Linked DNA regions of Homo sapiens: all the other regions are linked to region 3. A link is an interaction called in ENCODE POLR2A ChIA-PET data of the cell type or tissue named here. Cell type or tissue: MCF 10A. All regions are shown on one strand. Each heading gives the region's core, and the rest is flanking DNA. Links, peaks and the distances in the headings are about the cores only. Region 1 holds the start of ATF6B (activating transcription factor 6 beta). Region 2 overlaps NOTCH4 (notch receptor 4). Region 3 holds the start of BAG6 (BAG cochaperone 6).

Evidence for each region. Peaks named below come from ENCODE experiments on the same cell type or tissue, not always from the same donor. Only the 100,000 strongest peaks of a DNase experiment are listed, where the experiment ranks them.
Region 1: POLR2A ChIA-PET joins it to region 3 with 12 read pairs; 5 of 35 experiments call an interaction of 5 or more read pairs at or near these places.
Region 2: POLR2A ChIA-PET joins it to region 3 with 12 read pairs; 5 of 35 experiments call an interaction of 5 or more read pairs at or near these places.

The regions. Positions count from the first base shown.
Region 1 is chr6:32,126,163-32,136,042 of GRCh38, reverse strand. ATF6B (activating transcription factor 6 beta) reads left to right here and starts at 7,797. Exons shown (of 18, transcript NM_004381.5): 1 at 7,797-7,926; 2 at 8,293-8,372; 3 at 8,523-8,601; 4 at 8,849-8,940; 5 at 9,791-9,880. The coding sequence starts at 7,836. It overlaps FKBPL (FKBP prolyl isomerase like), which reads left to right and starts at 5,755. Exons shown (of 2, transcript NM_022110.4): 1 at 5,755-5,948; 2 at 6,189-7,336. The coding sequence starts at 6,263. The coding sequence ends at 7,312. RefSeq lists a silencer at 4,167-4,375 and a cis regulatory region at 4,091-4,538. In MCF 10A, for the core only: no CTCF peak of the experiment used is centred there; DNase peaks (open chromatin) are centred at 5,692 and 7,702.
Region 2 is chr6:32,190,992-32,200,871 of GRCh38, reverse strand. It overlaps NOTCH4 (notch receptor 4), which reads left to right. Exons shown (of 30, transcript NM_004557.4): 23 at 1-41; 24 at 1,727-1,946; 25 at 2,142-2,223; 26 at 2,313-2,451; 27 at 3,278-3,573; 28 at 3,800-3,947; 29 at 4,451-4,548; 30 at 4,722-6,029. The coding sequence ends at 5,435. GPSM3 (G protein signaling modulator 3) reads left to right here and starts at 8,229. Exons shown (of 4, transcript NM_001276501.2): 1 at 8,229-8,400; 2 at 8,622-8,724; 3 at 8,964-9,163; 4 at 9,369-9,880. The coding sequence starts at 8,359. The coding sequence ends at 9,506. RefSeq lists enhancers at 2,941-3,721, 3,722-4,503, 4,504-5,284 and a silencer at 9,750-9,880. In MCF 10A, for the core only: a CTCF peak has its summit at 5,693 (motif pointing right); DNase peaks (open chromatin) are centred at 5,091 and 5,671.
Region 3 is chr6:31,647,440-31,657,319 of GRCh38, reverse strand. BAG6 (BAG cochaperone 6) reads left to right here and starts at 4,659. Exons shown (of 26, transcript NM_001387994.1): 1 at 4,659-4,896; 2 at 5,544-5,664; 3 at 7,693-7,810; 4 at 7,925-8,121; 5 at 8,356-8,409; 6 at 8,569-8,643; 7 at 9,494-9,729. The coding sequence starts at 5,557. It overlaps APOM (apolipoprotein M), which reads right to left and starts at 1,426. Exons shown (of 6, transcript NM_019101.3): 1 at 1,240-1,426; 2 at 694-848; 3 at 22-95. The coding sequence starts at 1,353. RefSeq lists enhancers at 4,051-4,630, 4,631-5,210, 5,211-5,790. In MCF 10A, for the core only: no CTCF peak of the experiment used is centred there; DNase peaks (open chromatin) are centred at 4,599, 4,869 and 5,309.

The sequences.
Region 1 (9,880 bases), core at 3,032-8,031, 480 kb before region 3:
CCATTTCTTTTTCTTTTTCTTTTTTTCTGTTTTGTTTTGTTTTGTTTTGTTTTTTGAGATGGAGTCTTGCGCTGGCGTCATGCTGGAGTGTAGTGGCGCCATCTTGGCTCACTGCAACCTCCGCCCCCTGGGTTCAAGCGATTCTCCTGCCTCAACCTCCCAAGTAGCTGGGACTACAGGCACATGCGACCACGCCCAGATAATTTTTGTATTTTTAGTAGAGACGGGGTTTCACCATGTTAGCCAGGATAGTCTCGATCTCTTGACCTTGTGATCCACCCGCCTCAGCCTCCCAAAGTGCTGGGATTACAGGCATGAGCCACCGTGCCCGGCAGTCTCTTCCATTTCTGCATATCAAATTTGCGGCCCTCTTTCAAGTCTCAACTCTCTGAAGCCATCCATGAGGTATTTTCAGATCAACCCCAGTTGAAAATAACTCCCCTGCCACTTATCACTTTTTCCTTTGCATCTGGAGCATTGGCTAATCTGACTTTTCACTCTCATTAGATTACTGGTGGGGATTCTCCGTATTTGTCTCCATATTTCACTGGCAAATTCTGGGTATTCAATAAGGGCTACTGAATGAATAAGAAAAAAATTCTACTTCATCCATTTAGAGGGCAAGCATCATATGCTCTGTGTGCAGGAACAAGATGAAACAACCACTAGCTGGCAAACTACCTCAAGCCAGCTCCTGAACCTCTCCTTGGGTTCTGCCTCAGGTTAACTCTTTTTTTTTTTTTTTTTTTTTTTTTTAAAAGACAGGGTCTCACTCTGTTGCCCAGGCTGGGGTACAGTGGTGTGATCCTAGCTCACTGCAGTCTCAACTCCTGGGCTCAAGTAATCCTTCCGCCTTAGCCTCCTGAATAGCTAGGACTACAGGTGCACCACCCTGCCTAGCTAATTTTTATTTTGTAGAGGCAGGGTCTCTATGTTGCCCAGGCTTCAGGTTAGGTCTTGAATGAAGGCAAACAATGCCCTTCTGGGATAGAACAAGGAGAATAACAGAGTATGGCCAGTTTCTCTGAGCCATCTTAGAAGGGGAGGACCCAGAAAAAAGGAAGGAGGGAAGTGACTCCAGGTAAGATGTAAATATATTTGCAGGTAAATCCCCAGAAACTTGTCAAATATGGTTTCCCTCAGTCCAATTTTCTTCACTTAAAGGAGTGGAGAATTGTTCCAAAATGGAGTTAACATTCTGCAATCATAGAGAGCAGAATTATTGCCCTCCTCCCAAGTTCTTGCATTCTCCTAGATGTCTCTTTGACCTTTTTTTTTTTTTTGAGACGGAGTTTCACACTATTGCCCAGGTTGGAGTGCAATGGTGTGATCCTGGCTCACTGCAACCTCTGCCTCCCAGGTTCAAGCGATTCTCCTGCCTCAGCCTCCCAAGTAGCTGGGATTACAGGCGCCCGCTACCACACCTGGCTAATTTTTATATTTTATTAGTAGAGATGGGGTTTTACAATGTTGACCAGGCTGGTCTCGAACTCCTGACCTCATGTGATCTGCCCACCTTGGCCTCCCAAAGTGCTGGGATTACAGGCGTGAGCCACTGCACCTGGCCCTCTTTGACCTTCTTAACCCAGAGTCTCACTTTTCGAGAGGTTTCTGTGTAGCAAGACGGGGTAAGTATGTCCCATTTGCATTCACACGATTTCTGGAGGTATTGGTGATGTTGGTCCCTGCAACACCAAAGGAAGAGAGGGAGCAGAGGACAATTTGTAGTGACAAGAAGAGACTGGATCCAGTCCCTTGGGGAAGAAGATTCCTTTTCATCTCTTCCTCTCATGCCTGCTCATCTTCCATTTCATTCTCAAATCTTTAGGGGAAAGGGAGAGGAGAGAGACATTGCTGTTTCCCCACTTTCCAGTCCAAGCATCTATCCCAACAGATAAGCAAATTTCACTTGTCATCCTCTTTATGTATCTTTCTCAAATGTCTTGTTCTCTAGCCAGGCTTAAGGATATAATCTTCCTGGTTTGTGGCTCTCTTTCGTCTTGATTCCTTGATGACTGCCTCCAAAGAGCTGAGCTCTGGCACAATTAGACTTGAGGGAGATAGTGTGAGTCAGTCAACAAGCATGTAGTATCTACACTTTGGGGGAGAGCCTATACTCTTTCTTATTTCTTTTTTTACAAATTATTATTTTGAGACAGAATTTCTCAAATTCCTTTCTACCTCAGGAAAGGAAAGGAAATTGGATAAGGCGACTTTGTCGCCAGGCTGAAGTGCAGTGGTGTGATCTCGGCTCACTGCAACCTCTGCCTCCCGGGTTCAAGCGATTCTCCTGCCTCAGCCTCCTAAGTAGCTGAGACTACAGGCACACACCTCCACACCAGCCTAATTTTTGTATTTTTAGTAAAGACGGGGTTTCACCATGTTGGCCCGACTGGTCTCAAACTCCTGACCTCGAGTGATCCACCCACCTTGGCCTCCCAAAGTGCTGGGATGACAGGCATGAGCCACTGCGCCTGGCCACTCTTTCCTATTTCTGAATCTTCACAGGTTGTTGGTCCCTTCCTAGTCCTGTGTTTCTCAAGTTAAGACTAGGGGGAATCTACAGGTCCATGGCTATCTTCTCTGGGGAACTCTTCTAAAACTTTAAGTTTGTGCTTACCTCTTGATGGGCCATATTTTTAAAAAGAGAAATATTTTCATACATGATGATTTGGATTAGGTTTTTTTTAGGGGTTTCAATGCCTATATTTGTATTTGTGTTTATTTATTTATTTATTTTTTGAGACAGAGTCTTGCTGTGTCGCCCAGGCTGGAGTGCAATGGTGTGATCTTGGCTCACTGCAACCTCCGCCTCCTGGGTTCAAGCGATTCTTCTGTCTCAGCCTCCCAAGTAGCTGGGACTATAGGCGTGTGCCACCACGCCAGGCTAATTTTTGAATTTTTAATAGAGACGGAGTTTCACCATATTGACCTTGTGATCCGCTCGCCTCGGCCTCCGTGCAGTGGCGCGATCTCAGCTCACTGCAACCTCCGCCTCCCAGGTTCAAGCGATTCTCCTGCCTCAGTCTCCTGAGTAGCTGGGACTACAGGCATGCGCCACACCAGCTAATTTTTGTATTTTTAGTAGAGACGGGGTTTCACCATGTTGGCCAGGCTGGTCTCAAACTCCTGACCTAAAGTGATCCGCCTGCCTTGGCGCCGTGGCTCACGCCTGTAATCCCAACACTTTGGGAAGCCGAGGTGGGCAGATCACTTCTGGTCGGGAGTTTGAGACCAGCCTGGCTGACATGGTGAAACCCCATCTTCACTAAAAATACAAAAATTAGCCAGGCATGGTGGCAGGTGCCTGTCATCCCCGCTACTTGGGAGGCTGAGGCAGGATAATCGCTTGAACCTGGGAGGCAGAGGTTGTAATGAGCCGAGATCTCGCCAGTGCACTCCAGCCTGCGTGACAGAGTGATACTCCGTCTCAAAAAAAACAAAAAACAAAAAAACAAAAACAAACAAACAAAACCAGGGAGAGAATTGTTTTGACACAAGTCTTTGGCTAATGATGAAACCGTCTCCCTTCCTGGCTGTCCTGGCATGGTTTTTATAGTCTGAGGCACAATGGTGAGAGCAAACTTAAGAGGGAGCCAAAGTGAGGTACTCAAGAGAGGGATCCTTCTTTCCTGGAGAACTGTGGTAGCCCAGGCTGTGTAGGTAGCTGGACAAGCAAGACTGAATCACAATAGGTCTCTACATCTTCTATTAGGAGGAGAACCTGCAACATCCAGTGGAGCAGGTCACACCAGTTATACATGTAAAATGTAGGATAAACTAAAGGGGCACAGAGCCAGGGGAGAAGACAATGGGATGAGACTGTTCTAGAATCTCATCCCATTGGTTCATTGCTGGGTGTGGTGGCTCACACCTATAATCCCAGCACTTTGGGAGGCTGAGATGGGATGATGGCTTGAGGCCAGGAGTTTGAGACCAGCCTGGTAAACACAGCAGACCCCATCTCTCTAAAAAAAAAAAAAAAAAAAGAAAAACATACGGTTTATGAACCAGCAGCATCTGCATTAACCAGCTTATTGAAATGCAGAATCACAGGCCCCACAACAGACTTCCTAAATCATAATCTGCAACTTAACAAGTTCCCTAGGTGATATGTATGCACACTTATGTTTGAAAAGCACTAAGATTTCTTGATGAAGGAGGACTTGAAAGGCAATGATGGATGTGAAAGGAAAGGTAAAGAGAAGCCTCAGGTAGTCACCCAAGGGACAGGGCCGGTTGGAGAGAGAGTCCCGAGGTTTTATCCTGGAGAACACCCTGTACTGAATGAGCTCTGAACATAAAGATAGTTAGCATAGGAGGGCCTGAAGTCTCCAGATAAAAGGCTGCTGCCACTATCATTTACCACGACCTCTGCCATTCTCCACTCTATTGTCATCCGCCCCCAGTCTCCATTCCAGGACTTCTCTACACTTTGACTTTTTGTTTGTTTGTTTGTTTGTTTGAGACGGAGTCTTGCGCTGTCGCCCAGGCTGGAGCGCAGTGGCACGATCTTGGCTCACCGCAAGCTCCGCCTTCCGGGTTCATGCCATTCTCCTGCCTCAGCCTCCCGGGTAGCTGGGACTATAGGTGCCCGCCACCACGCCCAGCTAATTTTTTGTATTTTTAGTAGAGACGGGGTTTCACCATGTTGTCCAGGCTGGTCTCGAACCCCTGACCTCAAGTGATCCCCCCGCCGCCCCGCCCCCTCCCCCCGCCCCGCCCCCCCCCGCCGCCTCGGCCTCCCAAATTGCTGGGATTACAGGCGTGCGCGATGCCCGGCTTTTTATTTATTTATTTATTTATTTTTGAGGCGGGAATCTTGCTCTGTCGCCAGGCTGGATTGCAGTGGCACCATCTCGGCTCACTGCAACCTCCGACTCCCTGGTTCAAGCGATTCTCCCACCTCAGCCTCCCAAGTAGCTGGGATTACAGGCACACGCCACCATGCCCAGCTAACTTTTTGTATTTTTAGTAGAGACGAGATTTCACCATGTTGCCAGGATGGTCTCGATCACCTGACCTCGTGATCCGCCCACCTCAGCCTCCCAGAGTCTCAGTTGCCAAAGCTGGAGTGCAATGGCGCGATCTCGGCTCACTGCAACCTCCGCTTCCCAGGTAAGCCATTCTCCTGCCTCAGCCTCCTGGGTAGCTGGGATATAGGCGCCCGCCATCACGCCGAGCTATTTTTGCATTTTTAGTAGAGACGGGGTTTCACCATGTTGGCCAGGCTGGTCTTGAACTCCTGACCTCAACCTCCCAAAGTGCTGGGATTACAGGCGTGAGCCACCGCGCCCGGCCCACCTTTTTTTTTTTTTTTTTTTTTTTTTTTTGTTTGAGACGGAGTCTCTAGTCTCGCTCTGTCGCCCAGGCTGGAGTGCAATGGTGTGATCTCGGCTCACTGCAACGTCTGTCTCCCGGGTTCAAGCGATTCTCCTGTTTCAGCCTTCCGAGTAGTTGGGATTACAGGCGCGCGCCACCATGACCTACTAATTTTTGTATTTTTAGTAGAGACAGGGTCTCACCATGTTGGCCCACTTTGACTCTTGAGCAGCCTGGCCAGCCCGACCGCGCCAAATTCTGTTCGATTCTGCCTAGTTCGGTTGCTCTGGCCTAGTTCAGTTGCTAAGGCCTGGAGCTTCATGGTTGCGGAGGAAATGATGTCACGTTCAATAGGCGGGCTAACCAGATTCCTCCCTTCTCCCGATTGGCTGCCAGGAATTTGACTAGATTCGGAGTCTCGCGGGCTCCAGGGTTAGTTGTCAGTATCTTTCCCAGTTGTTCCGCCCCCTACCCCCGCCTCCCGCACCGCGCCCCTCTCCGGCTGCCCTCTCCGCGTGGGGCAAGGCTCCGAGGGCAGCATTCAGTAGCCATTTAGCTTTGGAAGGAGAGGTGATTCGAATGGCCCGGCTCCTCCTGTCACCATGCTAGGCACTTTGGCCGCGCAGGTACTTATTGACCCGACCGGGTGTCCGTAGTTGGCGCGGCTACCTTAACCGCAGGGAATTGTGGAATTTATAGTTCTAAATTATATGTGGGTGGAACGGGGAAGCTGGAGCAGATTTTTGGAGGAAAGCAAAACTGGGGACTTTCAGGACTAGGGGCCTGGGTCTCAGAAGAATGGGAAAGGACGAGAAAGGAGTCTAAATAAGAACCCTGCTATTAGCATTGTTTGGTTTTCTTTTCAGGTGCTGACCTGAACCTGGTTCATCCCTTTCTGACCAAAACTGTTCACTCACCGTGGAAGGGACTAAGCATCCATATGGAGACGCCACCAGTCAATACAATTGGAGAAAAGGACACCTCTCAGCCGCAACAAGAGTGGGAAAAGAACCTTCGGGAGAACCTTGATTCAGTTATTCAGATTAGGCAGCAGCCCCGAGACCCTCCTACCGAAACGCTTGAGCTGGAAGTAAGCCCAGATCCAGCCAGCCAAATTCTAGAGCATACTCAAGGAGCTGAAAAACTGGTTGCTGAACTTGAAGGAGACTCTCATAAGTCTCATGGATCAACCAGTCAGATGCCAGAGGCCCTTCAAGCTTCTGATCTCTGGTACTGCCCCGATGGGAGCTTTGTCAAGAAGATCGTAATCCGTGGCCATGGCTTGGACAAACCCAAACTAGGCTCCTGCTGCCGGGTACTGGCTTTGGGGTTTCCTTTCGGATCAGGGCCGCCAGAGGGCTGGACAGAGCTAACTATGGGCGTAGGGCCATGGAGGGAGGAAACTTGGGGGGAGCTCATAGAGAAATGCTTGGAGTCCATGTGTCAAGGTGAGGAAGCAGAGCTTCAGCTGCCTGGGCACTCTGGACCTCCTGTCAGGCTCACACTGGCATCCTTCACTCAAGGCCGAGACTCCTGGGAGCTGGAGACTAGCGAGAAGGAAGCCCTGGCCAGGGAAGAACGTGCAAGGGGCACAGAACTATTTCGAGCTGGGAACCCTGAAGGAGCTGCCCGATGCTATGGACGGGCTCTTCGGCTGCTCCTGACTTTACCCCCACCTGGCCCTCCAGAACGAACTGTCCTTCATGCCAATCTGGCTGCCTGTCAGTTGTTGCTAGGGCAGCCTCAGTTGGCAGCCCAGAGCTGTGACCGGGTGTTGGAGCGGGAGCCTGGCCATTTAAAGGCCTTATACCGAAGGGGGGTTGCCCAGGCTGCCCTTGGGAACCTGGAAAAAGCAACTGCTGACCTCAAGAAGGTGCTGGCGATAGATCCCAAAAACCGGGCAGCCCAGGAGGAACTGGGGAAGGTGGTCATTCAGGGGAAGAACCAGGATGCAGGGCTGGCTCAGGGTCTGCGCAAGATGTTTGGCTGATTAAAAGTTAAACCTTAAAAGAGACAGGAACTTGTGAATTGTGGTCTGTGCTGTGAGATTTGGGGGTGGGGGGCCAGAGGGAAGGTTTCAGCCCATATCCCATTCTCAGCTTTTGGCTTCCTAGGGGAGGTAGCAGTGGTCACAGTGCGCCCCTTTTGAGGGGCTTATCTATCTCCGAGGACACATAGAAGCTGTCTAAACTAAACTTAGTAGTGGCTGGGGGAGATGGTGGACCTTAATACTGGGTACTACATCTCCCAGGCGCTTTATCACTGGAGCCTGTTTGGCGCATGCGCTTGGCGGTATGGCACTGTCTGGAAGTTACTTCCTGCTGCTGTGCTCCCATTGGGCCCGCCTACACAGTCATCCGCATCTGTTGATTCACGTGCTCAGCACCCAGGTCTCTTACTGGTCGGTAGAGCTTCCGGGACGCCCCCTTTTTTGAAAGAGTCAACTGATTAGTTGGTGATGGGGAGAGGCGGGCCTTGGGAACCGTCTCCTGGTTGGGGGGTGGGGGGGAAAGATGGCGGAGCTGATGCTGCTCAGCGAGATTGCTGACCCGACGCGTTTCTTCACCGACAACCTGCTTAGCCCGGAGGACTGGGGTCTGCAGAGTGAGGCACCGGGGAGGGGAGAGGGCTGTGGCAAACTGTCCCTGAGGCACGCGGGAAAGAAGCGGGGGCCTAAAGAGGAAGTCTGGGCAAATACGGAATCCGCCATCTGAAGGAGAGCGGAGCAGGGGGCTCGTTGTGCATTAAGGGGGATACAAAAGTCAGGGAAGAACTCTGCTCCCTGCTGGAACGTCGAGTTGTTCCGGGGTCGGGGAAGGAGGGGCTGAAGCGCCCTGGTTGTATCACTTTTCAAGTGGGCGGGCGGTGGGTCTGGCCGAGCGGAGCCAATGAGGGATGGGGCGGGGGCTTGTGTGCGATCTGTAGGCTGGGGCCACCGAACGACCCCCCGACGCTCAGCATTTCTTGCAGACAGCACCTTGTATTCTGGCCTAGATGAAGTGGCCGAGGAGCAGACGCAGCTCTTCCGTTGCCCGGAGCAGGATGTCCCGGTATTGTGTCCCCAGCCTTTCTCTAACCCTTGGTGGGTGGAAAGTGAGCCCAGAACCTGGACCCATTCACAGGCCATAACTCATCTGGAGTCACCCCTACTTTCTCATCCTTTCTCACACTCCTGCCCTCTTGTATCCTCCCTTATTTAGTTTGACGGCAGCTCCCTGGACGTGGGGATGGATGTCAGCCCCTCTGAGCCCCCATGGGAACTCCTGCCGATCTTCCCAGGTAAGGTAGTCTTTGTCGTTCCCTCAGATTTCCAGAAACCCTCATCTTCCCACTGTTTCCCAGAAACTACGTAGCTTCCTATATCCTCACGCTTCTACATAAGTGCCTATCCTCTCTCCTTCAATCCCCTATTTTTGTTTCTTCTCCCTTGCTGCGGTACAGGAATCCCCACCGACATGTCCTTGGGTACTTTTTGGACTCTTCTTAAGCTCTGCTTCCTGATAATTTCTAACTCCCTTTCCTCCAGATCTTCAGGTGAAGTCTGAGCCATCTTCCCCCTGCTCTTCCTCCTCCCTCAGCTCCGAGTCATCGCGTCTCTCCACAGAGCCATCCAGCGAGGTGAGAGAGCCATATCCCTCTTACTCTCTGTGACGGGGACTCTGCTTCATTCCCTTCACCCGTGGGTGACAAAGAAATGATTTAAATGATTTGTGTGCTATGAGTCATGAGGTGTGTGAGGTGTGGGGGGCCTTCTCCACTACCTTTGCCGTTTCCTTAATATCTTCATTTTCCACATCCCCTTTGGTTATCTAGCAGTGAAGATTTTTTTGTTTGTTTGTTTTTTGTTTTTTGCTTTTTTTTGAGATAGGGCCTCCCTCTGTCACCCAAACTACAGTGTAGTGACAGGGTCACAGCTCACTGTAGCCTTGACCTCCTGAGCTCAGGTGATCCTCCTGCCTCAGCCTCCTGAGTAGTTGGGACCACAGACACATGCCACCATGTCTGGCTAATTTTTTTTATTGTTTGTAAAAATGGGGTCTTCCTATGTTGCCCAGAGTGGACTTAAACTCCTGGGCTCAAGTGATCCTCCCACCTTGGCATCCCAAAGTGCTTGGATTACAGGTATAAGCCACCACGCCTGATCTTGGGTCTTTTTAATATAAAGAGTTATGTGGGGCTGGGAAGAAGAGAGTTATTGACTGCTGAGAATTCTGGAACTGTTCTTGCCCAAGTTGTCCACTCTGAGGCCATATTTGAAGTCATGAGACTTCATCAATTCTCCCAGAAATAAAGTAGAAAGAATGAACAGGTTAGAAAGATGGTCAGTACCATTCAGACCAGAATGTCAAATAATTGATGGCTTGTAAGCCCTAAACTTCTAAAGCTTTTGTTCTCGCTCTTACTGTCAACATCTCCCTTGTTTTTTGCCCTTCTTTCTGCCCCCTGCCCCACACCAACTCTCACCCAGGCTCTTGGGGTAGGGGAGGTGCTCCATGTGAAGACAGAGTCCTTGGCACCCCCACTGTGTCTCCTGGGAGATGACCCAACATCCTCATTT
Region 2 (9,880 bases), core at 2,502-7,501, 540 kb before region 3:
GCCTGGACCACTGCTGGCTGTCCACCCTCATGCAGGGACCGGTAGGTGACCCCTTGCCACTTTCTCTGACCTCTGTTCCCAGGCCAGCTCTCATGCTAGCAACAGGCAATGGAGGCTGAATCAAACAGGACAGCTGAGACTGAAAATGTTCTTTGTGGGGACTTACTTTCCCTAACCCCGCTTTCTCTAACTGAATCTCCCACTGGCCCATTTGTTCTACAGTCTCCTTCCTTATTTCCCTAAGCACATTATCCTAACCTCTGTCATAGCCCTCCAACAAAGGGATGGTTTATCTTCTCTACCAGACTGAGAATACCTAATAGTCTTTGTATCAGACAATTCATAGTACATGAAAGAATAATAGGCTGGGCGCAGTGGCTCATGCCTATAATCCCAGCACGTTGGGAGACCAAGGCAGGTGGATCACGAGGTCAGGAGATTGAGACCATCCTGGCTAATGCGGTGAAACCCTGTCTCTACTAAAAATAAAAAAATTAGCCGGCTGTGGTGGCGGGTGCTTGTAGTCTCAGCTACTCAGGAGGCTGAGGCAGGAGAATGGCGTGAACCTGGGAGGTGGAGCTTGCAGTGAGCCGAGATCGCGCCACTGCACTCCAGCCTGGGCGACAGAGGGAGACTCCATCTCAAAAAAAAAAAAAGAAAAATAACTGCTATATCGTACTTTGTGCCTTACTCTAAGCATTTTACATTGTTACCTCATTTAATCCTCCCCCACAACCCCATGAGGCACGTACTGCTGGTTGAGTATCCCTTATCTGAAATGCTTGGGAACAAAAGTGTTTCAGATTTCGGATTTATTTTGGAATATTTGCATTATACTTACTGGTTCAGCATCCCTAATACAACATCCAAATGCTACAATGAGCATTTCCTTTGAGCGTTATGTTGGTACTCTAAAAGTTTCAGACTTTGGAACATTTCAGATTTGGGATTGGGGTTATGGATACTCAGCCTTTTTTTGTGTGTTTGTTTTCTGAGACAGTCTTACTCTGTCAGCCACACTGGAGTACAGTGACGCCATCTCAGCTCACTGCAACCTCTGCCTCCTGGGTTTAAGCAATTCTCTTGCTTCAGACTACTGAGTAGCTGGAATTACAATGGCATGCCACCATGCCCTGATAATTTTTTTTGTTTTTGTTTTGTTTTGTTTGAGACAGAGTCTTGCCTTGTCGCCCAGGCCGGAGTGCAGTGGCGCGATCTCGGCTCACTGCAAGCTCCACCTCCCAAGTTCACGCCATTCTCCTGCCTCAGCCTCCCAAGTAGCTGGGACTACAGGTGCCCGCCACCACACCTGGCTAATTTTTTGTATTTTTAGTAGAGACAGGGTTTCACCATGTTAGCCAGGATGGTCTCGATCTCCTGACCTCATGATCCACCCGCCTCAGCCTCCCAAAGTGCTGAGATTATAGGAGTAAGCCACTACACCCAGCCACTAATTTTTATATTTTTAGTAGAGAGGGGGTTTTGCCATGTTGGCCAGGCTGGTCTCGAACTCCTGGCCTCATATGATCCACCTGCCTCAGCTTCCCAAAGTGCTGGGATTACAGGCATGAGCCACTGTGCCCAACCTCAATCTATATTATCATCCCCATTTTGCAGATAAGGAAACCGAGGCAAAGACCGGCTACTAAACTTGTCCAAAGGTCTCCCAATAGTAATCAGTCTCACCAGGAGTGGCCTCTCTTTGTGACTCTGTCTCTCCCACCAGCACCCCCTGCCAACCAGCTTCCCTGGCCTGTGCTGTGCTCCCCAGTGGCCGGGGTGATTCTCCTGGCCCTAGGGGCTCTTCTCGTCCTCCAGCTCATCCGGCGTCGACGCCGAGAGCATGGAGCTCTCTGGCTGCCCCCTGGTTTCACTCGACGGCCTCGGACTCAGTCAGCTCCCCACCGACGCCGGCCCCCACTAGGCGAGGACAGCATTGGTCTCAAGTGAGAATGAGGAGAAACCCAGGCTCAGGAAGGGGAGTCTCTCCTATGGCGATATTTACAATCAGAAAAGATAAGAAATACTATTGCAGAAGTCAAAGATAGGGGAAGGAGAGAGGGGTGGGAAGCCTGCTGGAAATTTTGGAGACCCTGATGGTCATAATTCCGTGTAACCTCTACCCACCCATTCCTTTCCAGGGCACTGAAGCCAAAGGCAGAAGTTGATGAGGATGGAGTTGTGATGTGCTCAGGCCCTGAGGAGGGAGAGGAGGTGGGCCAGGTGAAAGGGCTGGGGCAAGAATGGTCTGGAGGTGATGGAAGGGATGAAAGGGCAAATCAACCTTCACTGATCCTTGCTGTTACCCAAAGGCTGAAGAAACAGGCCCACCCTCCACGTGCCAGCTCTGGTCTCTGAGTGGTGGCTGTGGGGCGCTCCCTCAGGCAGCCATGCTAACTCCTCCCCAGGAATCTGAGATGGAAGCCCCTGACCTGGACACCCGTGGACCTGGTATGTGAGTCAACCCAGACCAAGAAAAAAAAAAAAAGTCCTTTGACCCTATTAGAATCAGAGAGTCCTTTAATATCAGAACTAGAGGAAATAATTTTAGACTGAGTGCCTTAGAACAATGATTCTCAAAGTGTGGTCCTCAGACAGCAAAATCAGCATCACCTGGGAATTTGTCAGAAATGCAAATTATTGGGCTCCACTACAGAGCTACTGACTCAGGAATTTAAAATGTTAGGCAATCTGTTTTAACAAGCCCTTCAGGTGAATCTGATCCAGACTCGTTTGAGAAAACCACTGCTAGGCCGGGCGTGGTGGCTCACGCCTGTAATCCCAGCACTTTGGGAGGCCAAGGCGGGTGGATCACAAGGTCAGGAGATCGAGACCATCCTGGCTAACACAGTGAAACCCCGTCTCTACTAAAAATACAAAAAATTAGCCGGGCGTGGTGGCGGGAGCCTGTAGTCCCAGCTGCTCTGGAGGCTAAGGCAGGAGAATGGCGTGAACCTGGGAGGAGGAGCTTGCAGTGAGCCGAGATCGCGCCACTGCACTCCAGCCTGGGTGACAGGGCGAGACTCCGTCTCAGAAAAAAAAAAAAAAAAAAGAGAAAACCACTGCCCTGGAATGTCAGAGAATTAAGCTGCAGGTTCCTTTTACAGAGGAAGAAACTGAAGTCAGAGAAAAGCAGAAAAGTCACTTGGCTAAAGCCACACAGAGCCAGAACTTAGCTTCCCAACACCTCAGGTTTTGATTCTCTCTGAGCTTACATGTTGTCCCTTCCCCCTTGTTGTGTCCTTTAGATTGACCCATTACTCTGTCTTACCAACAGATGGGGTGACACCCCTGATGTCAGCAGTTTGCTGTGGGGAAGTACAGTCCGGGACCTTCCAAGGGGCATGGTTGGGATGTCCTGAGCCCTGGGAACCTCTGCTGGATGGAGGGGCCTGTCCCCAGGCTCACACCGTGGGCACTGGGGAGACCCCCCTGCACCTGGCTGCCCGATTCTCCCGGCCAACCGCTGCCCGCCGCCTCCTTGAGGCTGGAGCCAACCCCAACCAGCCAGACCGGGCAGGGCGCACACCCCTTCATGCTGCTGTGGCTGCTGATGCTCGGGAGGTCTGCCAGGTTAGCACACACTGAGGTCCCTACAGGGAATGGGGCGAGCTTACAAGTAAAGCTGGACAGAAGCATCCCCTAGAGTTTGACAAGGAGGAAATTGGTGTGATTGGGAACCTGACAGGGAAACTGCGGAGGATGGCTGAATATGGATTGCGAGTGGGGTTAATAGTGTAAGGAACTCGAGTTGGCAGTCCAAGGTACCCCAGGGGTCACTGGCCCTCTGTCTCCCCAGCTTCTGCTCCGTAGCAGACAAACTGCAGTGGACGCTCGCACAGAGGACGGGACCACACCCTTGATGCTGGCTGCCAGGCTGGCGGTGGAAGACCTGGTTGAAGAACTGATTGCAGCCCAAGCAGACGTGGGGGCCAGAGATAAATGGGGTATGTAGAGGAAGGGGTGATGTATGCTATAGAGAAGTTGAGCAGATGGGGTGGGAGATAGCGTGCAAAATATAGGTGCAGCAGAGGGGCATTCCCTCTCATCCTGCTGTTACGGCGGTCAATCTGAGATGCGGTGGAAGTACGGGCCGCGTGAGTTTCCCCCCCCAACTCCCACCCTCAACACCACACTGGCCCTCCGCTCCAGCTTACTGGGGAACTGGCATGGAACACAGTGTCTGTGGAAAGGGGGGGGAATCTCGTGGGGGGAGACTGTCTCCCGGTCTCACCGACCCCAGAACAATGCCCCATTGTCCCTCCCGCGCACTGGTGACGTCACCAGGGCAACACTTCCTGCAGGCCGGTGGTCTCCTGGGCAACGCTTCCCGCCTTTGAGGGACCAGCCGGCCCGAATAGCCCTTCCCCCAAGGCCAGAACCCGTGGGAAACCGGAACCCAGGCGTCTGGCCCCCAACTGGGGTAACAACCTCCCACGTCGTCCCCTAGGGAAAACTGCGCTGCACTGGGCTGCTGCCGTGAACAACGCCCGAGCCGCCCGCTCGCTTCTCCAGGCCGGAGCCGATAAAGATGCCCAGGACAACAGGGTTAGATGGGACAGAGGGCTTCCCACAAAACAGTCAGGCGCACGAGAGATGGAAAGTGCGGTAACCCGCAAAGCCTGAAGGGATAGGGGCCAGTGGTCGCGCAAGTGAAGGCAGAAAGGCCCAGTCCTGTGGGCGTGGCCTTCCCTGATATCGGCCCTGGCTCTTCTGTACAGGAGCAGACGCCGCTATTCCTGGCGGCGCGGGAAGGAGCGGTGGAAGTAGCCCAGCTACTGCTGGGGCTGGGGGCAGCCCGAGAGCTGCGGGACCAGGCTGGGCTAGCGCCGGCGGACGTCGCTCACCAACGTAACCACTGGGATCTGCTGACGCTGCTGGAAGGGGCTGGGCCACCAGAGGCCCGTCACAAAGCCACGCCGGGCCGCGAGGCTGGGCCCTTCCCGCGCGCACGGACGGTGTCAGTAAGCGTGCCCCCGCATGGGGGCGGGGCTCTGCCGCGCTGCCGGACGCTGTCAGCCGGAGCAGGCCCTCGTGGGGGCGGAGCTTGTCTGCAGGCTCGGACTTGGTCCGTAGACTTGGCTGCGCGGGGGGGCGGGGCCTATTCTCATTGCCGGAGCCTCTCGGGAGTAGGAGCAGGAGGAGGCCCGACCCCTCGCGGCCGTAGGTTTTCTGCAGGCATGCGCGGGCCTCGGCCCAACCCTGCGATAATGCGAGGAAGATACGGAGTGGCTGCCGGGCGCGGAGGCAGGGTCTCAACGGATGACTGGCCCTGTGATTGGGTGGCCCTGGGAGCTTGCGGTTCTGCCTCCAACATTCCGATCCCGCCTCCTTGCCTTACTCCGTCCCCGGAGCGGGGATCACCTCAACTTGACTGTGGTCCCCCAGCCCTCCAAGAAATGCCCATAAACCAAGGAGGAGAGGGTAAAAAATAGAAGAATACATGGTAGGGAGGAATTCCAAAAATGATTACCCATTAAAAGGCAGGCTGGAAGGCCTTCCTGGTTTTAAGATGGATCCCCCAAAATGAAGGGTTGTGAGTTTAGTTTCTCTCCTAAAATGAATGTATGCCCACCAGAGCAGACATCTTCCACGTGGAGAAGCTGCAGCTCTGGAAAGAGGGTTTAAGATGCTAGGATGAGGCAGGCCCAGTCCTCCTCCAGAAAATAAGACAGGCCACAGGAGGGCAGAGTGGAGTGGAAATACCCCTAAGTTGGAACCAAGAATTGCAGGCATATGGGATGTAAGATGTTCTTTCCTATATATGGTTTCCAAAGGGTGCCCCTATGATCCATTGTCCCCACTGCCCACAAATGGCTGACAAATATTTATTGGGCACCTACTATGTGCCAGGCACTGTGTAGGTGCTGAAAAGTGGCCAAGGGCCACCCCCGCTGATGACTCCTTGCATTCCCTCCCCTCACAACAAAGAACTCCACTGTGGGGATGAAGCGCTTCTTCTAGCCACTGCTATCGCTATTTAAGAACCCTAAATCTGTCACCCATAATAAAGCTGATTTGAAGTGTTACCTTTTTTTGGAGGAATTGGGGAGAAGAATGGGAAAAAAGATGGGAGTGACTGCATAATGTCAGCATTTTGTGCTTTTGGCTCAGCATTTGGATTGGATGGAGGATGTAAGTATAGTTTAAAAGCAAGAATAAGTATATTTAGGGGCCCTATGATAATTTAGGGTATTATCTGAAAGCAAGAATCTAGTAGCCAAGGGAGAAACCGCACACACTAGGTCAGGGGTCCCCAACCCTTGGGCCACAGACTGGTACTGGTCCATGGCCTCTTAGGAACTGGGCCACACAGCAGGAGGTGAGCAAGCATTACTGCCCAAGCTCCACCTCCTGTCAGATCAGCATAAGCATTAAATTCTCATAGGAACTCGAACCCTATTGTGAACTGTGCATGCAAGGGATCTAAGTTTCTCGCTTCTTACGGGAATCTAATGCCTAATGATCTGGGGTGGAACAGTTTCATCCTGAAACCAGCCCTCCGTCGCCACCGACCATGGAATAATTGTCTTCCACGAAACTCTTCCCTGGTGCCAAAAAGGTAGGAGACCACTGCACTAGATGATGCACACACTTTGTCCCTCATCCTAGGGCTTTTACTTATGGCCACTTAGGAGATTCCTAAGGCCACAAGTCAAGTAGATGGAGAGAGTATCTTGAAACTTTGTCCACCTTGCAGCAATATGTTGCTAGGTTTGAAACATGGAGTCATGAGGCATTTTGAAAGCCAATAATATCTACAGTTTATTAAGTATTCACTATGCATCAAGTGCTTCATTACATTATTAATACATCAACCCTATGAAGTAGGTGCTATTAAAACCCTATTTCACTCAGAAATTGAGGCACAGAGATCTGCCCAAGATTGCAAGGAATAAGCGGCAGGACCAGATCTCTTCATCACATTTCACATTCCAAATCACTCAGCTATAAACTCCCTAACATGACAGGTTGCCATTTAGAGGTACCAAATGGTTGTCTGCCCTGCTCCTTCCTTGATGCCAACCAGCCTGATTAGCATTGATCAAAGACCAAGCCAGAGAGGTAGTCCTCTCCCTTTTCAATTTCATTTCATTTCTTTCTTTTTCTGAAACAGGGTATTGCTCTGTTGCCCAGCCTGGAGTGCAGTGGCACAAATGGCTCACTGCAGCCACAACCTCCTGGGCTCAAGCAATCTTCCTACCTCAGCCTCTCATTGTTCCATATCTATATCTCTTATGCCCAAAATAAAATTTCCCCTGCCCCTTGTCTGCACTAAACTATAAGTTTCCAAAATGAACCCTTCCCGTACTCTATTTGGTACACATCTTGTCTCCTGAATAGAGTGTATTTTTTATTTTATTTTATTTTGGAGACGGAGTCTCGCTCTGTCACCTAGGCTGGAGCGCAGTGGCACAATCTCAGTTCACCGCAACCTCCGCCTCCCGGGTTCAAGCAATTCTCCTGCCTCAACCTCCTGAGTAGCTGGGATTACAGGCGCATGTGGCCACGCCCAGCTAATTTTTTGTATTTTAGTAAAGATGGGGTTTCACCATGTTCCCCAGGCTGGTCTCCAACTCCTGAGCTCAGGCAATCCACCCGCCTCAGCCTCCCGAAGTGCTAGGATTACAGGTGTGAGCCACCGCAGCCGGCCATCTCCTGAATAGATTTTAAATACCTAGAGGTCAGGGATGATTATTCAATACATATATATTGAATACTTACTATGTGTTGGACCCGGTGCTAGGGTTTTATGTATATATTTGAGAGCTCCACATCCCTGGATCTGAATCCTCCACTTCCCACTGGAACCATGCCCCTCCCAGTCCCGGTAAGTAAGAGGGAAGATCGGGAGGGCCAAATCCTACACCAGGGTCTATCTTAGGGAGGGAAGGGACCTGGCTGGGGGGAGGGGGATTCTGAGGAGTGAAACCACTTCCTGTGTAGCTAGTTCCTGTGTTGACAGAAAGAGCAGAAGAGGAGGTGGGGTGGAGGGAGCAGAGCCAGGGATTAGGGGACTACTGAGGCTCTGGAGATGAGACCGCCAGGAGTCCTTCCCCACCATGAGCCCCCTCCACTCCTGCAGCTGGAGGAGTTTTTCCCAGTCTCAGTGCTGCCCTGGGGCGAGAGAGACTGAACAAGCTGTTTGGGTGGGAAGAGAATGGAGGAAGTTGACAGGGATGGGCGGGGCCCGTGGGGGGGCTGACCAGGAACCCAGCTTCCTGCTCAGTACCCAGGCATCCAGCCCCCAGCTCACCCCCACCCCTTCCAGCCCCCACTCCCCTCAGGAACCCAAGGTTCCAGCCCTCCTCCCAAATCCCAGCCACCCCTCCCCCACCAGTTTCTCCCCTCTAGGGGATGGAGGCTGAGAGACCCCAGGAAGAAGAGGATGGTGAGCAGGTGAGCTGGGCACGGGGTTGGGGAGGCTGACACTGGGAAAGAAGGGAGGTGAGAGGACCTGGGGCAGAAATGTAGGGACACAGGGGCCTTGAAAGGCTTGGGCAAACTGAGGCAGGAACAGAGACACACAGAGAGGAAACGGGCCACTGGCCTAGCCCCCTGTCCACTCCTCCCGCTTCAACCACCACTGCTTGACTAGAATGGACATATTTTGGCATCAGGGCCCCCCTCAGGATGAGGAAGGCTGGCCCCCTCCAAACTCCACCACTCGGCCTTGGCGATCTGCTCCTCCATCCCCTCCTCCTCCAGGGACCCGCCACACAGGTACCCCTACCCACCCAGGGAGAGCCCCGACCCTAGTGCCCACATCCTGACCCCATTACCAAGGCCCACTCCATTGTGGGCCCTCTCCCCACCTCCTCCAGACTCCCCTTGGGATTCCCCATTGCACCCCCTCTCCTCTGATCCAAAGTCCCTAATCACGTCACCCTGTCCACACTCCCCCACGGCTCCTGTCTGCCAACCTCTCTGGGTCTCTGAGCCCTCCACACCCCTCTCCCCAGCCCTGGGACCCCGCTCGGCCTCCCTGCTCTCCCTGCAGACTGAACTCCTTCTGGACCTGGTGGCTGAAGCCCAGTCCCGCCGCCTGGAGGAGCAGAGGGCCACCTTCTACACCCCCCAAAACCCCTCAAGCCTAGCCCCTGCCCCACTCCGTCCTCTCGAGGACAGAGAACAGCTTTACAGCACTATCCTCAGTCACCAGGTAAGACATCCCCCCAGGAGGCAAACCCAGGCCTCCTGGTCTCTTGGCCCCTGTTCTCTTTGGGGCTCTACTCCTGTTTCTCCCTAGGCACCCCATCGCCTTCACAGGTTTCCTATATGCCTCCCCATACCAACCCTTGATCCTCTCAAGAACCTCCTCCTCTCAGACCCTCACCAAAGCTCTCCCTCTCCCTCCACTCCTCCAGTGCCAGCGGATGGAAGCCCAGCGGTCAGAGCCTCCCCTCCCTCCAGGGGGGCAAGAGCTCCTGGAGTTGCTGCTGAGAGTTCAGGGTGGGGGTCGAATGGAGGAGCAAAGGTCCCGGCCCCCCACACACACCTGCTGAGACTTGAGCCCCAACCAGCCCTTCCTTGCCACTGGTCTCAAAGCTGGGCAGCCCATTGCATGCCCTCAACTCTTGCTTGGCAGGGGTACCAGAGACTGAAAGACACGGCACAAATCTCAATATTCATCTCCCACATCACCTTCCCTGGGAACTGGACAGGGTGAAAGTCCTCAAACTCTGGGAACAGGCGAGATGGAACAGGGATTTAACTCCCCGCCCACAGGTCCATGGGAGCTTGAGGCAGTAAGGGGGATCCCAGGCACCCATCTCAAGGAGTGGCTGGGAGTCTTTTCCCTAACTTGTGGGGACACCACCAGTTGTCAAGCTACTAGGCAGTAGGGTCTGAGGGCTCAGGCCTCCACCTGAGAGGTTAT
Region 3 (9,880 bases), core at 2,529-7,528:
TGAGGGCTGGGAAGAACCAACCTTCAGTTCTGAGATCTGTGCTCCCTTCAGTCAGGTGGTAGATCCATTTCCGGGGCACACAGAGCCCATCTTTCCTGCAGAGGTGGTGGTGGCAAGGAGGAAAGAATGAGCATCACCCCAACCATAGTGTCCCAGCTTCTTTTTTTTTTTTTTGAGACAGAGTCTCACTCTGTTGCCCAGGCTGGAGTGCAGTGGCGCCATCTCGGCTCACTGCAAGCTCTGCCTCCCGGGTTCACGCCATTCTCCTGCCTCAACCTCGTGAGTAGCTGGGACTACAGGTGCCCACCACCATGCCCAGCTAGTTTTTTATATTTTTAGTAGAGACGGGGTTTCACTGTGTTAGCCAGGATGGTCTCGATCTCCTGACCTCGTGATCTGTCCGCCTCAGCCTCCCAAAGTGCTGGGATTACAGGCGTGAGCCACCACGTCTGGCCTGTCCCGGCTTCTATTTACTCCATTGTATTTGTTATTGAAGCCCAGCTCTCCTTGGGTTTCAAGCTACCAAGCATTGGTTAGGCACATCTTTCTCCAGAGGGCAATTAATACAGCCACTGAATTCCGTGGGCCAAGCATAGTAGATATACCAGCTAAGAGGCCAGCTCTTGGTGGGTGGATTCTCACACTTTGGGCAGAGACTGAACCCAGTGATGCTTCTGCCTCCTTACCACTCACATGCGGATGGTAGCACGAAGGTGGAGCTGCATCGGGGCAGAGCCAGCAGCCATATTGAAGACAATGTTGTCCACAGGGTCAAAAGTTGCCAACTCCTCCTTGGTGGGAGCTGCCCCTGCGATAAAGTACCACTGGCCCAAGTGGACCTCTGGGAACTGGAGAGACAATGAAGGGAGCAAAAGAGGGTGGGTTCCAGCACAGGATGGGTTCAACCTCTTCATCAGTCAAAACAGCAAGATTTAGGGGTAGAGGTGTTGGCTGCCTTCCTCTTTCCAACTGGGGATTGGATCCATGACAAAGAGTCATTAAATGACTTTTCCTCTTTGCCCCTCCCCAGTCAACCTGGGTAACCACCCCACCCCCCAATTCTGCCATGCCTCTGCATTGATGGCCACAGTACTGATATTTTTCTTCTTGCTTTCATTATCACAACACTCACACCCCCTTCCTCTCTTCCTTTCCCAAGATGGTCTCCAGTCATCCTAGGCCATCCACCCAAGTCCCTCAGAGCCTCCACCATAGGCTTCCCCCAATCTCAGTCCATACCTCCTTCCCATCCACGCCCAGAGTTGTCAGTTGACTGTGCTCAGGGCACTGGTAGATGGAGTTAAGGATAATACCATAGAAGTAGAGCAGAGCTGCCCAAATTTGGTGGAACATCTTCAGGCAGGAGGGAGCTGGTGCTCTGTGTGCCTTAACTGCTCTCTCCCCTACTGGCTGCTCAGTCCACTCTGCTTTCAGCTCCCTTGCGTTCGACCCTTGACCCTTTCACCTGCTAATGAGTAACTTCAACCTTGTTTTCCAACCCAAACCTGGATTACTTAGTGTTTGGGACTTCCTCCCCCTCTTCCGGATGCAACCACTCCATAGTACACCCTGGCATGTCCAGGGTTTCTCAGGAGTTATGAGGAGAGCTGAGCTGTCCAGGGAGAAGCCTGTGGTCTTTGAACCTGTATCTGAGCTGGTTATTTGTTGCACTGTGCAGCACTGAAGGGAAGTAGCTTGACTGGGCCTCTCATTCATTCACTTAGCAAACTGTTTTGAATCCCAAGTCCCAGTTGTTTCCCAAGAACTAGCTAATCCCCGGGGACATAAAAAAACGAATAAGACATAGCCCCTGATCTTGAAGAAGTCGTTAGAGGGAAAACTAGCTGTGTAGACAAACCATTGCAATACAACTTGGTAAATGCTTTAGAACAGGTATGATGCAGGTGCTGGGGCACGGTGGATTGCTCTCTTTAGTTTACAATTAGAAAAATATGTATACCCTGGCAGTGTTCACTGACACATTCACTCAACATTTATTACTACAAAGAGGCTATGTAATCTGGCTGTTAGAGAGGATAGATGTTGGTGTCAGGCAGAATGTGTCCAAACCCTAACTACAGGCAGGGCAGGTAGCTCATGCCTGTAATCTCAGCACTTTGAGAGGCCAAGGTGGGCGGATGGCTTGAGCCCAGGAGTTCAAAACCAGCCTGGGCTACATGGCAAAACTCTGTCTCTACAAAAAATACAAAAATTAGCCGATGTGGTGGCACACGCCTGTAGTCCCAGCTACTAGGGAGGCTGAGGAGGGAGGATTGCTTGAGCCTGGGATGTCGAGGCTGCAATGAGCCCTGATTGTGCCACTGCACTCCAGCTTGGGCGACAGAGACTCTGTCTCCAAACAAACAAAACACCACCAACCCCTAACTGCTATGTCTGTTTTTTCATCTGTAAAATTGGCAAATCATCAATCTTATAGGATTAAATGAAATAATGCACATAAAGCCCTTAGCAAAGACTTGCACATGGTAAGTCCAAAGTATATATTTGCTATAATTAATAGTAATGTTTGCAAAGCACTTAGTTTCTGGTGGGTAATAAGTTCTCAAATAATAGGCAGTAAGAATTGCCAAATAGGTTGTCCTTGGATAGCACCAAGTGACTGGAGCAGTTAATGCTGTGAGAGATGGATCTTCCTCGATAGATTATTTATTTACTTATTTATTTTTAAGACAGGGTCTCACTCTGTCGCCCAGGCATGACTTTGACTTCCCCGGCTCAGATGATTCCCGAGTAGGAGGTATAGGTGCACGCCATCACGCCTAGCTAATTTTTTGTAGACACGGAGTTTCACCATGTTGCCCCAGGCTGGTATTAAACTCCTGAGCTCAAGCAGTCGGCCCACCTTAGCCTCCTAAAGTGTTGGGATTACAGGCATGAGCCACCACACCTAGCTTGATAAATTTATATCCCATGGACTGCCACAAAAAATTTGCCGAGGGCTGAGGCTTGCGATTTAGTTAAAAAACAAACAAAATTTGGGTGACCAGTATATTAGAGTTTATTAATACTGTTCTATTTTGGTGTAATGTTTGAATTTTTTTTTTTTTTTTTTTGAGATGGGAGTCTCGTTCTGTTGCCCAAGCTGGAGTGCAGTGGCGCGATCTTGGCTCACTGCAATCTCCACCTCCCGGGTTCAAAGCAATTCTCTGCCTCAGCCTCCCAAGTAGCTGGGATTACAGGCGCCCGCCACCACGCCAGGCTAATTTTTGTATTTTTAGTAGAGATGGGGTTTCACCATTTTGGCCAGGCTGGTCTTGAACTCCTGACCTCGTGATCCACCCGCCTCATCCTCCCAAGTGTGAGTCACTGCGCCCGGCCGAAAATTTTTGTAATAAAAAGCTAAAATGTGGTTAGGCACAGTAGCTCACACCTATAATCCCAGCACTTTGGGAGGCCAAGTCTGCAAGACCAGGCTGGGCAACATAGCAAGACCCCATCTCTATAAAAATAAAATTAGCCAGGTGTGGTGGTGTGCATCTGTGGTCCCTACTAGGGAGGCTGAGGTGGGAAGATCGGTTGGGCTCGGGAGGCAGAGGCTACAGTGAGTTGTGATTGCGCCACTGCACTCCAGCCTGGGCGACAAAGCGAGACCCTCTCTCAAAAAAATAAGCTAAAATGTTAACAGCTTTTTATTGGGGCAGTAAAGTACAAGTGCTCGATCTGGAGTCCTGTAGGCCTGGATTTGTCAATTCTGACACTTATGTTCGTCTAAGTGTACTCACTTAAAAAATGTTAAAAGCTCGTTAAAAGGCTTTTTAAAATAATACACAAAACCCGTAGTATATGGGCTGGCACAAGTGCTCATTAAACAGCTGCTTATTAGAACTCTTAACTAAAATATAACCAGGACCTGGGTATAAACTACGAATCCCAGAAAGGTTGGACACCCCAACAGCGATGTGTCTTTCTGGAGGACTCGCAGTTTCGCGGGGCCGAGGCCCTTGGCCCAGGGCAGGTTAAGAGAAGAGGGCACGGAGAGGCGGTAATGCCTCCACCCCCGGCCTTCGGAAGCACGCTGGCCGGCCTTTAAATTCCCCACGGTCAGGGTCTTGTCTTTCTGTCCACTCGGACTCCATTTGCTCCCAATTCTCAAACTCGGAAGCGCCTCTTTTCTTGACAAGTCGTGCAACTTAGTAGCACGTTTACTTTTCCTAAAACGTGTCATGTCCCCTTGGCCACACACCGACGAATGTGACGCCCACAGCCCTTAAAACGCCCACCCGGCAGAACCGAAATCTAGCCCAACCAAGCAACCGAGAACAAAATTGACCAGTGCCGCCCCCAAACGCCTACTGAAAGAGTAACTTCCGGAGGCACAGAAGAAAGGGCGCAGCGAGGGCAATAGGGTGGAGAAGAGTTTTAGCTGGCTAGGACAGTGCCGCCTGAAATTATCAGCCTGCCAAGATTTAAACATAGATGAATGTGGCATAATCCCCCATCTCCAAAGTCCAAGGTCCATACGACCGTCCATAGCCCCTCTCGAGGCAGTGGTAGAGTCCCAGCTGGTGACTGTTTTTCAGGCATTTACGGTAGCCACCTCAATCTTCTAGCGCTCAAGCGCGCGCACAGACGTGAACGCCGCCAGAGGGGGGAGGGGGTGGGGCGATGCTTAAGTGTCCACGCATCCGTAGTGCGACGCACGCAGGCGTAGTACGGTCCCCCGGGCGACAGCGGTGGCGGCTCCTCGGGGTGCTCGGCTCCCTCCCACCTAGGCCGGCCCCGGCCCGACTCGCCCTCAGAAACTCACTGTTTGGGGCTGCGGACTTTCTCGTCGTGCCCCACAAAAGTAAAGCTTGGGGACCTGGGGGGAGCCGGAAGTATCGCTTCGAGATCCCCAAATACTATCGGGGAAACGGAAGTGGCCGTCGGTGGCAGGTTTGGGGGAGACCGGAAGTGACGGTCCGTGGGGAAGTCGGGGGCGGAGCCGCGGGGTGGTGGGTGTGTGTGTGTGTGTGTGTGTGTGTGTGTGTGTGTGTGTTTGGCTGTGGGTTAGTTGTGCCGTTCTGCTGGAACACCGTGGGAAGGCAGTAGACGCGGGCAGTCAGCTAGCAGGTCTGTCGCCCCGTGAGTGCCGTTTCGGGTCTATAGTGAGTTAGGAGGGTTCGATGGGCGTGGCGCGCGTGCGCGAAACCACTTTCTCCGCAGAGTGTGGGGCGACCACCGCTTTCGCGTTGTCCCAGGATTTTCCGACCTCTGGGGCGCTTGTCCTGCCGTGACCGGTGATGACACTAGTCTCTGGTCTCGTGCTTCCTTCCTAATCTGACTGGCTCCCTGCTTATTGTGATTGGCGTCGTGGAGCCCCTCCCACCTCTCGTCCTCCAGCTCCCTAAGCCGTCGATCTCCTGCCCTTTGTGTTTCTCTCCCTGTGCCCCGGAATCAGAAGGGGGATGGGGACAGGTGTGAATGTGTGTGTGTGCAGGAGAAACTTTTTAGGTATTGGGGCAGGGATTAATGCTAGGGAGTCTTTCGGGTACACTCTGGTCTGGGCAACAGCGGGCCTTCCTTCCTTCGTTCTTCTTTAGAGACCTGTCGGCCATGGAGCCTAATGATAGTACCAGTACCGCTGTGGAGGAGCCTGACAGCTTGGAGGTGTTGGTGAAGACCTTGGACTCTCAAACTCGTACCTTTATTGTGGGGGCCCAGGTGAGACACCTCACTAGTTCTGGAAGACACCTTTAGCTTTTCCTCGTTTAGGCCCCTTAGCCTGAGAGATGAGCTTGATTTTCTGGTCACCAGATTTTCTTTTTTTTTCTTTTTTTTGAGATGGAGTCACGCCCTGTCTTCCAGGCTGGAGTGCAGTGGCGCGATCTCGACTCACTGAAACTTCCACCTCTTGGGTTCAAGCGATTTTCCTATCTCAGCCTCCTGAGTAGCTGGGATTATAGGCGTGTGCCACTATACCCAGCTGATTTTTGTATTTTTAGTAGAGACGGGGTTTCACCATGTTGGTCAGGCTGGTCTCGAACTCCTTACCTCAGGTGATGTGCCCTCCTCGGCCTCCCAAAGTGCTGGTATTACAGGCATGAGCCACCGCACCTGGCCTCAGATTTTATTTTTATTGATCCCTTTGTTCGTATTCCAGTAGAACGTTTTCTGATGTTTTGTGAGTGAGGCTGATTTTGTTCTGTCCTCCACATGGATAGAACTTAATGCAGAGGGAAATACAGAGGAAGGAAGAATCTGTGTGTCATCATCATGGGTGGACCCCAACCCAAAGGGACAGGCATGGCTCTGGCCTTTGGGAAGGGAAACAGCACAGGAACCCTAAGCAAGTGTGTCTTACTGATAGACATTGGTCAGGTCTATGCTGTGTTCTTAAAGGGTAGAAATCAGAACCCATAATGGAGATAGGTCCTTGATAGACTGTTGAGTGAAATTACTAATTTTTATGGCATAGCTTGAGTCTCTTGAGCTTAAAGCCTTGGACATAGCTATCTGTGTCTTTACTCCTGTAATACTTGGAGACAAATTGCATGTGGGGTGGTCCATGGTTTTCTAAAATGTGATATTACCTGGATATAAGAAAGCCATATATAGACTTGTGATTAGATGTATATAAATACTCTGGTACTTCCCAAGAGTCAGTTTGTAGTTAGGAAAAATATTTCTCTTTTTGCTTTTTTTTTTTTTTTTGAGATGGAGTTTTGCTCTTGTTGCCCAGGATGGAGGGCTGGGGCGCAATCTCAGCTCACTGCAACCTCTGCCTCCTGGGTTCAAGCAATTTTCCTGCCTCAGCCTCCTGAGTATCTGGGATTACAGACGACGCCTACTACCACGCCCGGCTAATTTTTGTATTTTTAGTAGAGACAGGGTTTTACCGTGTTGGCCAGGCTGGTCTTGAACTCCTGACCTCAGGTGATCCACCTGCCTCGGCCTCCCAAAGTGCTGGGATTACAGGTGTGAGCCACTGTGCTGGGACCTTTTTTGCTTTCTTATCTTCTTAGTCTTTCTTCATTAACCTGATACCAGACCCCATCTTCTTTGCCATTTTTTAATCTTGGAAATCACAGGAGAGTCTGGTAAATAAACTGGTATCATCTTGTGTTTGGAAAGGGGTCACTGATGTCTCTAGACACATACTCCCTTGGATGCCAGACAGATAATATAATGTCCATGTGTTTTTTTTTTGTTTTTCATCCGTGTTATTTTTCCTGGATCTATAACCTGAGCTTCATTAAGTTTATTTATTTAATTTTTTGAGATGGAGTCCCTCTCTGTCACCCAGGCTAGAGTGTAGTGATGCGATCTCGGCTCACTGCAACCTCCGCCTCCCGAATTCAAGTGATTCTCTTGCTTCAGCCTCCCTAGTAGCTGGGATTACAGGCGACCACCATGCCTGGCTTATTTTTTTGTATTTTTGGTAAAAAAGGGGTTTTACCATGTTGGCCAGGCTGGTCTCGAACTCCTGACCTAATGTGATCTGCCTGCCTTGGCCTCCCAAAGTGCTGGGATTACAGGTGTGAGCCACCGCGCCAAGCCAAATTTATTGTCTGTATTTTGACAGCTGTTACTTTAGTTTAAGGGTTTGCACAGTAATGATCTCACGGTCAAGACAAACGGGTAGTGATTCTGTGGTGGTTTTTACCCCTCACCTCCACAACTCGGTTGTCTGTCTTTGTTCTTCCTCTTTCCTCCATTCTTTCCATTCCTGTGCATGCCTCTTCTTTTCAGATGAATGTAAAAGAGTTTAAGGAGCACATTGCTGCCTCTGTCAGCATCCCATCTGAAAAACAACGGCTCATTTACCAGGGACGAGTTCTGCAAGATGATAAGAAGCTTCAGGAATACAGTAAGGGGGCTGGGGAGGCAGTTCAGAGGTTGGGGCTACTGTCTGGAGGGATGAACTGAGGCCATGGGTTTACCTGTTCATACTATGTTTTGGTGTGTGTCTATTTTTCTGCAGATGTTGGGGGAAAGGTTATCCACCTGGTGGAACGGGCTCCTCCTCAGACTCACCTCCCTTCTGGGGCATCTTCTGGGACGGGGTCTGCCTCAGCCACTCATGGTGGGGGATCCCCCCCTGGTACTCGGGGGCCTGGGGCCTCTGTTCATGACCGGAATGCCAACAGCTATGTCATGGTTGGAACCTTCAATCTTCCTGTAAGCTTATGTTCCACAGGGGAGGGCTTTTGTGGGTAGCTTTGGTTGTGGTAGCACCAGGGAATTAATAAGATAGATGCTTCCATCTTTAGATTGGGTTCAGGGGGCCCTGTGGTGTGCTATTGGTCTCAGTCTTTAAGGAGAAAAGGAGGTAGGGCTCCAGGGAATGAATTGGAGGTGTGGAGGCCTTAGTGTTGGCTTCTCCCAGAACAACTTCCCTTACCCTTTCCCCAGAGTGACGGCTCTGCTGTGGATGTTCACATCAACATGGAACAGGCCCCGATTCAGGTATTGAGGGGCCTCCGAGGGTCAGGGAAGGGGATCTGGGAGAAGGAGGCTGGGAGGTGGGGTGGACCTGGCTGAGAGATGGCTGGGACCTGATTTAGTAGGTGGTAGAACTCATGGCTTCATCTGTAACCTACCCTGATAAACCTTCTCTCATTGTAGAGTGAGCCCCGGGTACGGCTGGTGATGGCTCAGCACATGATCAGGGATATACAGACCTTACTATCCCGGATGGAGGTAAGTGGGCAAGGCTGGCTAGGGTCTCTCTCCACCCTCCCTCTCCCTTTTCTCTCAGCCTGGGAGTTAGGGCTTCACTGGCCACATCCACAGGGTTTGGCCTTCATAATCTAGTCTTCTCTGCAGTATTCATTCTTTTGGGCAGAAAAAGTATCTTTGTGAGGCTCTCTCATTTCTGCCAATCCTCTTGGTGCCTGGTATCTGGGGAGTTTGTTTCAGACTTAGTCTCATGGCATCTCTTTTCAATTAAAGGATTCTACTCTCTTAACTTGTGGAGGCTGGGAAACCAACTTGTGGAGGAAAGGAAACCACAATCTCTACTCTTTGTTAGAAATTTATTTACAAATATTACAGATGCTGTGGCCGGGTGTGGTGGCTCCTGCCTGTAATCCCAGCACTTTGGGTCGCCATGGCAGGGGGATAACGTGTGGTCAGGAGTTCCAATCCAGCCTGGCCAACATGGTGAAACCCTGTCTCTACTACAAGTACAAAAATTAGTTGGGTGTGGTGGCACGCGCCTGTAGGCCTGGCTACTTAGAAGGCTGAGGCAAGAGAATTTCTTGAACCTGGGAGGCGGAGGTTACAGTGAGCTGAGATCATGCCACTGCACTCCAGCCTGGGCAACAGAGCGAGACTCTGTCTCAAAAAAAAAAAAAAAAATTACAGATGCTTATTATGCATCTAATTTGTGTCAGTCTTATGCTAGTTGCTAGCGAGTCGGAGATAAAATTGCAGAGCCATGCCTTCAGGGAGTCTAGTTAGGATACTTTCTCTGTTCAGTCTCCTGTAGAGTAATCCTCTGCAGCAGTCTTACCCTGCCTTTGGTATCCTGACTCTCCCCTACCTTCAGTGTCGAGGAGGGCCCCAACCGCAGCACAGTCAGCCGCCCCCGCAGCCACCGGCTGTGACCCCGGAGCCAGTAGCCTTGAGCTCTCAAACATCAGAACCAGTTGAAAGTGAAGCACCTCCCCGGGAGCCCATGGAGGCAGAAGAAGTGGAGGAGCGTGCCCCAGCCCAGAACCCGGAGCTCACTCCTGGCCCAGCCCCAGCGGGCCCAACACCTGCCCCGGAAACAAATGCACCCAAGTGAGAGATGGAGGGAATCTTTAGTGGGTGGGGAATCCTAAGTGAAGTATGGGGAGAAGGAAATGAACCATGGCAAGGGAGGGAAAGGATTACTTGGAGGTCTTAGTTGAAGGGTTAGCATTGAGGGGCGAGGAGGGGCTCTCTCGGTATA